Linked DNA regions of Homo sapiens: region 1 is linked to region 2. A link is a loop called in an ENCODE intact Hi-C map of the cell type or tissue named here. Cell type or tissue: PC-3. All regions are shown on one strand. Each heading gives the region's core, and the rest is flanking DNA. Links, peaks and the distances in the headings are about the cores only. Region 1 overlaps SLC12A6 (solute carrier family 12 member 6). Region 2 overlaps SLC12A6 (solute carrier family 12 member 6).

Region 1 (5,391 bases), core at 124-5,123, 58 kb before region 2:
TTCTAGTTAGCTTCCCTTCTCAATCCTTACAGAGTTAAAATGCTTAAGACCTCAATCCTCCATTCTCATATAGCTAAACCTTCTACTTCACAGAGTAAACTGTATTTCTTTATTTCTAATATTCTTCTTCATAAGTTCTTACCAGCATCTGTGTTGACACCTATCCTTTACCACCTTCCTTGTTGTCGTTCAATATTGATCCATACACCTGTGCTCTAGAACCTTTCTTGCTTCCTAACTCTTGTGATTTCTAATTTTTTTATTGACTCCTTCCCCCTTGATATATTACAATATTCAATCTCTCTGTCACTCTTTCCTTTTCTTTCTCGCCGATTTTTGCTCATTTAGTCTTCCAAATAATTCTCAAATTTGTCCCGTTCTCTCCATCTTCACTGCTACTATCCTAGTCCATTGTTATTTTTTGTCTAACCTCCTAAAGCCATCCATTACAGTAATTACCAGAGGAATTTTTCTCATATGTAAATCTCATCCTATTACTCCCTCATTTAAAACCCCCTAATGTCTCCCCATGCTGACAAAGTCTGTACTGCTTAGCAGGTACATGTACCTACACGATCTAGAACATCCCAGCTTAATAGCTTCCTTGTTTATTACTCTTTTGTACATACTGCACACCAGATATAATGAATGTTCTTGAATGTCTCTGTTGCTTTAACACATTTATTCCATCCTCTTGGAGTGTTCTTCAGTTACCTAGCAAACAATCTTCATGTTAAGACTGAGCTCAAATACCACTTCTTCCTTAATGGTCCCTGTGATCACTCCAGGAAATGTAATGTAATGTACACGCTACCATACTCTATGTCTACACCTCCAATATAGTACTTTAGTCACCCACTGCAATCACTTGTCTTACCCGTATGTGCTGTAAGCCCCTTAGGGGTAGCTGCTGTGCTCTATTCATCTTTATGCATCTCCAGTGCCTAGCACATAATCTGACATTTATAGATGCTTAGTAAATATTTGTTGAATTAATATGTTGATTAATTAAAAGATAATACAAGGCAGCTTATACCCAACAGTTGAGAAAAGGTTAAACTAAAATATAAAGGGGCTTAAATGCCAAGCTGAAGTTTTTCGAGTTCACCCTATAAGCCAATGGGTCCAAATAAGTAAACCACAATCTATTTATAAATGTCTACACCAGTAGCCTCCGCTACCACCATCATCCCCACCATCATCCCCCAGCCTGAGATTTCAAAGTAGGAACAAAGGTAGAGCTTACAAAGGCAGCCCTTCCCCTTTGCTTTGAGGGACTCAGATTAGTACCCCACACATGATGTAGATTACAAATAAACAAGTGAAAATGATCTTCACAAAATGTTTGGGGTCTCCTGGCAGTGTCACTTGGAAAGCTTTCAAAGTATTTATTTTGTTGTTTAAGCAATGATGCAAACTGATAAAGGCAGAATTTTAGGATTATTAGTATGGAGGAAAATGTAGGATTGTTTGAAGATGGGAGAATTGGTGGCAATTGGTCTAAGCTGAAAAGGATGAGAATCTAAATGATGGCAGTGCAATGGAATAGATTGGTGTGGAAGCATACTGAAGCCACATTTAACTGGATTTGATGACTAAATATTGAGACTGAGGGAGGAAGGGGGAAGAATCAGGTTGGAAGTACATGTGCTCACTGCTTCTGTGTACCCACTTTCTCTGTGAATGACAGGATTCTTTTCTTCTTTTTTATGTTAGGTATATTAAATCCTGCTATTTTATCTCTGGAATGTCTCTCCTCCATTTCCCCCCACCCATTTTTCTACTTTTTCATGAACTAATCATCCTTCAAGATTTAGCTCAGTTATCCCCTTGACAACATCTCTTACCATTGCTTTATTTTTATTTTATTTATTTATTTATTTATTTATTTTGAGACAGAGTCTCACTCTGTCGCCTAGGCTGGAGTGCAGAGGCACCATCTCAGCTCACTGCAACCTCCGCCTCCCGGGTTCAAGCAGTTCTCCTGCCTCTGCCTCCCGAGTAGCCAGGATTGCAGATGCCCACCACCATGCCTAGCTAATTTTTGTATTTTTAGTAGAAACGGGGTTTCACCATCTTGGCCAGGCTGGTCTCAAACTCCTGACCTTGTGATCCACCTGCCTCGGCCTCCCAAAGTGCTGGGATTACAGGTGTGAGCGGCCTATTTTTGTTCTTTCCTTCTTGAGTCCCACAGTATTTGTACTTAAACTGTAATAATTTTATTGTTTCATAATTGTGTATTTTTCCCCTCTGAACTTCTTGAGAGCAAATGGTCACTGTTTTTGATATCCATAGTGCCTAGCATGTACCTGACATATAGTAGGCATTCAGAGTCTTGGTTGAATTAATATTAATAACTACTACTGCTGTCCTAGACAGTTAGCCTTAGAGATGTTTGCACATGGACAGACCGCCGTGGTCTATTAATGAGTCTGCCTGCCTGTCTCTAATATATCTAGCATTTATTTCTTTTTGCATTTTTGTACTCATGTTTCCTTGCCTAAAATACTGCTTTCATTTTTAGACTTCTACATAGAGAATTTCAGTTGTTTTCCATCTCCTTTAGACTCCTCTATTTGCCTTCCAAGATTTTCCTAATATGACCCAATCTTCCCAAGCAAATCTTTCCAGACATGTGCTGTATTTATTCCTCCTCTGTGATTTTGAGCCCTCCATGATTTTTAAGGTTTTCAAAAATCCTCCTTCAAGTTCACACTGCCTTGATCAATGTTGCACGTCTCCCTGTGGACCCTCACACTGCTTCCTGCTAGTGAGATGATCCAAGACCACAGCTGAGGCCTGGCTTTGCCATGGTTCCATTGGCTTTATTGGCTACACCACCTTGGGCAAATCATTTCAGCTTTCTCTGAGCTAGTTTCTTTATGAATATAGGAATAATTCTTCTTCACATGGTTGCTGTGCAGTTTTTATGTGATGATAGTAGGAAATTTTCCCTAAATTCAGTCTTTTAGAGACTACCTTTGTAATCTTTCTATTTTTATGGATCATCTTTGTGTTTATTTAATTTTTTTCTTAAATTGAGTCACTGCTTTTATGGTTTCCTTTTAAAAAGGAACGTTGTCACTAAATGAAATACCAGCATGCTTGCCATAAATAGAGTATAAATTAAAAATAGATACAATAAAGCAGCTAATCTTGTTAGATACTGTTGCCAAGCTTAGGCTCTGACTAAGCCTGTTAAAAAAGAGATTAGCAACATTTGAAGAGATTTTAAAGATATTCTAGCACAAACATTTTTAAAAATGATATTTGGCAAAGTGCTTCCAACTTTCAGTTAGCTGGGTTAATGGCAGGATGAGGGGAGAAGGTAGAATCAGTTAAAACTTATCAAGATGTTTAGTAGAAAATGAACTTAATAAACATTTGTAGTTAAATTTTCAAAAATTTGATTCTTATGGAGTTATCAGAAGTATACAAATAACACAAGTAAAACAGTTTGGTTACTAAAATTTTTTTTCAAATATCAAAGTAGAAGCATATCTACTTTTCTATGTGGATGTTCTTTATCTCTTCTTAATTTCTCTACCTTCAGTCCTGACTCTCTGTTGGATTCCATAACCACATGAGCTTTCCTTTACCTTCTCTGTGTTCTGCCATGCTCTTGGCAAAAAGGGATGGGGCAGTCTTACCTGGGTCGGCAATGTTTGTGAACTCTGCTGCATTAGCAACGCATCGATATGGCCATCTGTGGTCACTGTGTAGTTCCATGCACCAGATACCTACTCTGACTATTTGTAATTATTTCATACATGCCTTGTTGTGATCTTGTGCCTTAGATAATTATCTTCCCTGGATAATTAAAAGTTATGTATATTACCATTATTCATTCTTGTACCTAAATTTTAGGAACAACCAGTATGATATAGTAGACAAATCAGAATCCAAGTTCAAGCGAGTCTTTTTTGAAATTTACACTCAGTTTGCCTTGGATGAACCATTGAGCCTAATCTTGCTTTAGCTTTTTAATATTTCCTATCTGTATCACAGGGTTATCATGAGAACCAAAAGAAATATGTGAAAATATTTTAAAAACTGTAAAATGTTACTATGTGTAAGTTACTATTATTACCATCATTCTTTCTTAGTTTCTTAAGTTGAAGTTGACTTTTCAACTAGATTATGAGCTGCTTAATGTCAGGAAATATCTTATGCTCACTCTTGTTCCCCACAGCATCCAACACAGCTTTAGGCATGTTTAAAACTTATGGAATTAAATTATCATTGTTTATTTGAATTGGAATCATTAATAAAATTGTACTGGGAAATGTAGTACAGACAGTCCTTAACAATTACTATTATAAATAATTGTATCACAACATTCCAAACTGTGTGTTTGTTTGTTTTTGAGATGAAGTTTCGCTCTTGTCACCCAGGCTGGAGTACAATGGCGTGATCTCAGCTCATTGCAACCTCCTTCTCCTGGGTTCAAGCAATTCTCCTGCCTCAGCCTCCCGAGTAGCTGGGCTTACACGCATGTGCCACCATGCCTGGCTAATTTTTTGTATTTTTAGTAGAGATAGGGTTTCTCTATGTTGGTCAGGCTAGTCTTGAACTCCCAACTTCAGGTGATCCGCCTACCTTGGCCTCCCAAAGTGCTGGGATTACAGGTGTGAGCCACCGCACCCAGCCTCCAAACTGTATGTTAATGTGTATTTTGTCCACACTATAAATGTATCAAATTTTTTGATACAAGAATAGTGACTCAAACTATTATTATCACATGACTGTATCGTTATAAATCAATGTGTATATCAGTGCTAAGAATTCAACCACATTACTTTGATATTTTCCACAGTACTATTGTACTACAAAATGTTTAGAATTCCAAGAAATATGCCCAGCTACCTAAATTCTAATTTGTCGCCATGACTCTTTTTAGCATATAATTGTTATTATGTCTGTTGAGGATCATTCTGTGGCTTATCTCAATTTTCTGTGATATAGTATTATTCCTATTGCATAGATGGTAAATTAAAGCTAAGAAGTATTGACTCATTTTCCCAAGGTTACACTAATAACATGTGGTAGAGCTAGTATCTCACCTGAGCTTTACCTGCTTCCCAGTTCTGTGTTATCTTTTCACTCTGCCTCATGTCTGCGCTCTGGGATAGTTGCACAGCTGTCATAGTGGGCTCTGTCTTCAGCATCATCCTGGAGGTTCCCTTTGCCTTTCCTGTAAAATGGAACAATCATGATAGTACTTACAGCATAGGATGAGATTGCTGTAAATGAGATAATACAGGTAAAACGTTTAGGTGTCTATCACATACATACCCTAATAAGTGCTAACTGTTGATAATTCTTTCTATTGTTGTTATGTCTACTAGGAGACTTTTATTGGTCCCAAAATTATTCATGACACTTGTATTT
Region 2 (5,357 bases), core at 356-5,355:
CTAGAGTTATTAACATTTCTGGCTGCGTGTCCCATCCTGGCTTTGCCAAGTAAGTATTAATTGTCCTCATAACTGCAGATGACTGATAGTGTTCCGTTATTTATATGGTTTTCCAGCAGTTGGAAACATCTTCTGTTGCAAAGGACAGTTTGGGGTTTAGTGCACATCTACCGACTGTTTCATGATAAGACAACTATAGAATTGAGAATAATCATTTAGAAACTTTTGTGGCAGTTTGACATTGCTACAGCATCCAGGCATGTGATAATTTTTCGAATAATTCATTTTTATTGCATTTTACAAAAGTTCTATTTATAATAGTTTCAAAGTTTTTAAAAAATAATACCTCACCACAGATAGTTTGAGAAGCACCTTTAACATAGGCTTCTTTTTCAGCTACTTTAAAAGATACTTTTTTGTTTTTAATTTTCTAGGGCCCTTTCTTTCATGGGAATGAGTATCTGTCTGGCTCTGATGTTCATTTCTTCCTGGTATTATGCCATTGTAGCCATGGTAATAGCTGGTATGATCTACAAGTACATTGAATACCAAGGGTGAGTGTGGATTTAATCTTGATCACTGCTAAAAGTAGCAAGACTAGCTAGTTTGGTTAGAGCCAGCTCAGTGAAAATATCTTAAGGACTCAGGTAACTTCATTTTCATAACTATATTTTGTACCCCTAATTCTTTAACCATCTTAATGATGCAAGCTTTTCATCACAAGGGAGATCCATTGAGAAAGTATGAATGGATCAATGGAAAATAACAAAGGACATTTCCAAATAATAATAATTAGTACTAAACAAAGTACAACACAAATGTAAATATTTTTGCTTATCTCTTCAGTCAAGGGGTTGTCTCTGAAATGAAAAAGAAATTAGTTCTGAACAACTTAGTAACTACTAAGACTTACAGCTTTCAAAAATGAGGACGAAATAACATTCTTATTCAGAAGATCACATTGAACTTTACTTTCTCTGCATTATTTTCAAAGTAACTTAAACTCCAGGTCTGTTATAATTTTCTAATCTAAATTGCTCTTTTACATTATTGTTTTGAACAATTACATAGAAGGACTGAATGAGTGACCCCTTCAGGCTTTATTGGGAACTGTTTGTGCAGTGCAGTCTGTTGGTGCTGTTGATCTACCTACATCAGGTTCATTATGTTAGTAAAGAACATTATGTAAATCATTAATCTGAGCTTTAATCTTCTACCTTGCACATGTGTGATTTTTAGATTCAGAAAAAAACTTTATTTTTTAAAATTATACTTACTATAGTTTAAATTTGTCTCTGCTCTTTTCTTTTTCTCACAGAGCTGAGAAAGAATGGGGTGATGGTATCCGTGGGCTGTCCCTCAGTGCAGCCCGGTTTGCTTTGCTTCGATTGGAGGAAGGACCTCCACACACTAAAAACTGGAGGTAAAGAAATCAACACTAGCAGTATTTGGCACATGGTTAACACACAAAAATATGTGTTTTGTTGATTTTAGGATAAGGAAACCATATGTGGCTCAAGGAATTGGTATAATGGACCTGTTTTGAACTATTCTAAATCCTTAATTTTTTTATTCCCTTTTCTTCATGTCGTTTATGATCAAGATTTCTACAATTTATTATTCTTCCTTGAAGACTGATCAACTTGAGATAGTACTGGGAGCATTCAAAATAATGCCCTTATCCTGTCATCTCCTGTGATCTCTTCCTTCTGTCAAATTACCTGTTTCATACAGATCTCCTGAATTAAAGGGTGGAGTCTGTCATTCTGTTCCCCAAACCCAAAATGTTTTCTCCTCCCCTCCAACCCCCACCAACCTCTTCACAGGCCTCAGTTGCTTGTATTACTGAAACTAGATGAAGACTTACATGTCAAGCATCCTCGCCTCCTCACCTTTGCCTCACAGCTCAAAGCAGGAAAAGGTCTCACTATTGTGGGCTCTGTCATCGTGGGGAACTTCCTAGAGAACTACGGTGAAGCTTTAGCTGCTGAGCAGGTAAGAGTCAGGCTTTTGAGGTATTGGAACTCAGTTTACAGCTTTGTGATGTTAAGTAGTAAGACCTCAAACTTCTACTTGAATCTTGTTCCTGAGTGATCTAGGAGGTTTCTCACTTAGTGCTGACCTTTGAAAGGACACTTTTTCCCAAATAATAAGATGAGCCAAAAATAGTTATTTATTATTTCTTCCTGTTTAAAGCATTACTAAATTATAAGATTATTAAGTCTAAACCTTATGTTCAAATATACTCCAAACATTAATCTAAGCACTGAGAAAAGTCATGTAAATAAATTGATCCCTTGAACTATGGAGAGGGTTCCTCTCAATCTTGTGACAACAAGGAGTAATGACCAAATTTTCTTCCTCTTTACTAATCTACGTGGTATCATGAGCAAGATTCCTTTGCCACTTCTGGTTAGCTGTATTGAACATTAAAGTTCTACTTTAACAAGGAAGTTGTTTTCACTCTAATACTTATTATATATGATAGAACTAATCCTATTGTTTTTGAAATGCCATTGTGTTCAATGGCATTTCAAAAGTTTTACTGTGGGGGGAGGGGGGAAGGATAGCATTAGGAGATATACCTAATGTAAATGACGAGTTAATGGGTGCAGCACACCAACATGGCACATGTATACATATGTAACAAACCTGCACGTTGTGCACATGTACCCTAAAACTTAAAGTATTTAAAAAAAAAAGTTTTACTGGATTTCATTTTGGAATCCTTTGAAATCCTAAACACTAGAAATGCTGAAGAAACATTACTCCAGAATGATGGTAAAAATTAATAAAAGGTACACAGGATTGAAAATCAGGAGAGCCTAGTTCTTAGCCGCATCACTGATTTAATCTGTGCCTTTGCAAAAATCATTCCATTTTCCATACCATTATTCCCAGGGTGGAGTAAGAGTAAATGAGATGATATCTCCAAATTGGTTTGACTAAATAAAGGAAGAGTAATGCAAATACAAGTGTCATGAATAATCACCATTAAAATGTCAAAAAGCATATGGGAATGGGAGAGGCGAAAAAGAAAACATACCTGAGAAAATTCTAAAGTGAAACTGAATCATCATACTGAGTTTCTGGTAAGATGAGTCAGGGCATGACTGGGGCTGAGGCAGGAAGGAGATCGTGTTCACAATAGTGAATCACCCTGGTCAACTGAGAAAGAATGTTGAATATTCACTTTGTAGAGATCCCTGTTCCCAGTTTTTTGGTATGGTGCAAAGGAACAAAAGCAGAACAGAGGAAAAAGCAGAGAAACTACATGTAGACAACCAGCTACAGAGGCAAAAATACGTAGTAAGCAAAAAGACAAAAGATCATGAAATTCCTTTGGGATAATTTTAACTTTTTGGACTTTTCTGTAGATGATATAGTATTATGAAGACTTTGGAAAAAGGTGGGGGATATAATATGGAGAAGGAACAATGGGTTAAAATGTCCAGAGTGAACCAGTTCAGTGTTGCGGTCCTGTGTCTCTTTCAGACCATAAAGCACCTAATGGAGGCAGAGAAGGTAAAAGGATTCTGCCAGCTGGTGGTGGCCGCCAAGCTGAGAGAGGGCATTTCCCACCTCATCCAGTCATGTGGCCTTGGGGGCATGAAGCACAACACGGTGGTGATGGGCTGGCCTAATGGCTGGCGTCAAAGCGAAGATGCCCGCGCTTGGAAGACTTTTATTGGTACTAACCATTTCTCATACAAACCTAAAGGCCCAAGTCGAGGGTATATAGTTAAATCTCTGTCACCCCCAGCCTCCTAAAGTAGAGACTATGCCATTGCTGAAGCATAGTCTTATAAGGCAACCTGAAAAACTATTGGTAGTAATACCCAGATTCTACCTACCCCCTTCAGCTTCACATTATGTTCATGAATTATTTCTGTCAAGTCTTGTGCTAGGAATTATCTCCAAAATTGCCGTGTTTTCATTTGTGATTTTCCATATTGATGTTCTCACAGGAATTGCAAGAATTGTTCTTCAGCATCATAATCTCTCAAATTCACATATCCCCCCTTAGAAATGTAGTAATGGGAATATACCTAGTAACATAAACTGTGGTTCTCAGTCTGTTAGCTATTCAGATTTTTCACAATGGTTTTTGATACGTAATGAGAAATAACCTACTAAGTAAATAGGACCCCTTGCTCAAAGAAGTGTGAAAAGAGCATTTCCTTGCTTTCCTGACATGCTAGGAAGCAAGGCAAGCCTAAGGATTCTTCTCTGCTTATTCTTTTTTCTCCCTAGGCACAGTTCGAGTGACAACTGCTGCCCATCTTGCACTGCTGGTGGCTAAAAACATCTCCTTCTTTCCCAGCAATGTGGAGCAATTTTCTGAGGGCAACATTGATGTGTGGTGGATTGTGCATGATGGGGGGATGCTTATGCTACTACCATTCCTACTGAAACAGCACAAGGTATTTTATACAACTTTTTTTTTACAAAAGTCTTTCTCCCTTCTGTCCTGGTTCACAGGACAGACAAATTCTTCCTCTGATTATAATAGTGTTGGGGTTTAGAATCAGAAGAGTTGGAAGTTATTCTAGGCTTTCCCATGATCCCACTTTCAAACAAGAGAAATCATTGTCTTTGTATTTGATACCTACTTATCTCCAAGTGAAATTCAGCCAATTAATAAAGTTCCATATGAGCCCTAGGGGAAAACAACAAGTGAACACATCTTTTTTTAAAAAATACTGAAAACTTAAGGTATATGTATATGTGTGTATTGCACGCATATATGCGCTCATTCCGTGGTAAGACTAATTAAATGAGATTTAAAATAGTAAATATATAGTCTGCATGTTGTCATTGATACACTGTCTGAATAAAGTACCCTCTTAACGTATCGTGAACCATCTTTTCTTTTGCCAGTGTTTTCTTGTTATGAAATTAAGGACTCCTTAAAACTGTATTAAATGTGGTGTTTAGTCAATCTTTTGCCCTAATACAATAACATAGCAAGTAGGAAGCTAGGAACAAATAGCCTTATACTACATATAGCAAGGTTCTTCTAGACCACAATGTCTAATGTCTTAGGAAATAACCTTTTTTGCCTCCTTGCTCTAATTTTTCACATGTGTATGTCACTCTCTCAGGTGTGGCGAAAGTGCAGCATACGGATCTTCACAGTAGCCCAATTAGAAGACAACAGTATCCAAATGAAGAAGGACCTAGCCACCTTCCTATATCACTTACGCATTGAGGCGGAGGTAGAAGTGGTGGAGATGGTGAGAAAGCTGAGTTTGAGATACAAGAGGTTCATTCCCCCATTCCTCTCCCTGTCTTCCTTGAATCTTTTCTGGTTTGGGAAATTTTTCAGATCTAAATGTGGATTAATCCCCTAGTGC

What was found. Peaks named below come from ENCODE experiments on the same cell type or tissue, not always from the same donor. Only the 100,000 strongest peaks of a DNase experiment are listed, where the experiment ranks them.
Region 1: it touches region 2 in a loop (4-fold over the local background); 5 of 110 quality-filtered maps call a loop at or near these places.

What each region holds. Positions count from the first base shown.
Region 1 is chr15:34,294,976-34,300,366 of GRCh38, reverse strand. The region is part of intron 2 of SLC12A6 (solute carrier family 12 member 6); the gene reads left to right. Among named protein-coding and RNA genes, the nearest start is that of SLC12A6, 40 kb to the left of the region's middle. In PC-3, for the core only: no CTCF peak of the experiment used is centred there; no DNase peak of the experiment used is centred there; H3K27ac peaks cover 1,763 bases.
Region 2 is chr15:34,237,299-34,242,655 of GRCh38, reverse strand. SLC12A6 (solute carrier family 12 member 6) reads left to right here. Exons shown (of 26, transcript NM_001365088.1): 17 at 435-554; 18 at 1,319-1,423; 19 at 1,827-1,995; 20 at 3,496-3,691; 21 at 4,255-4,424; 22 at 5,106-5,237. Among named protein-coding and RNA genes, the nearest start is that of EMC4, 15 kb to the right of the region's middle. RefSeq lists an enhancer at 2,651-3,850. In PC-3, for the core only: a CTCF peak has its summit at 1,080 (motif pointing left); DNase peaks (open chromatin) are centred at 1,105 and 3,085; H3K4me3 peaks cover 633 bases; H3K27ac peaks cover 5,000 bases.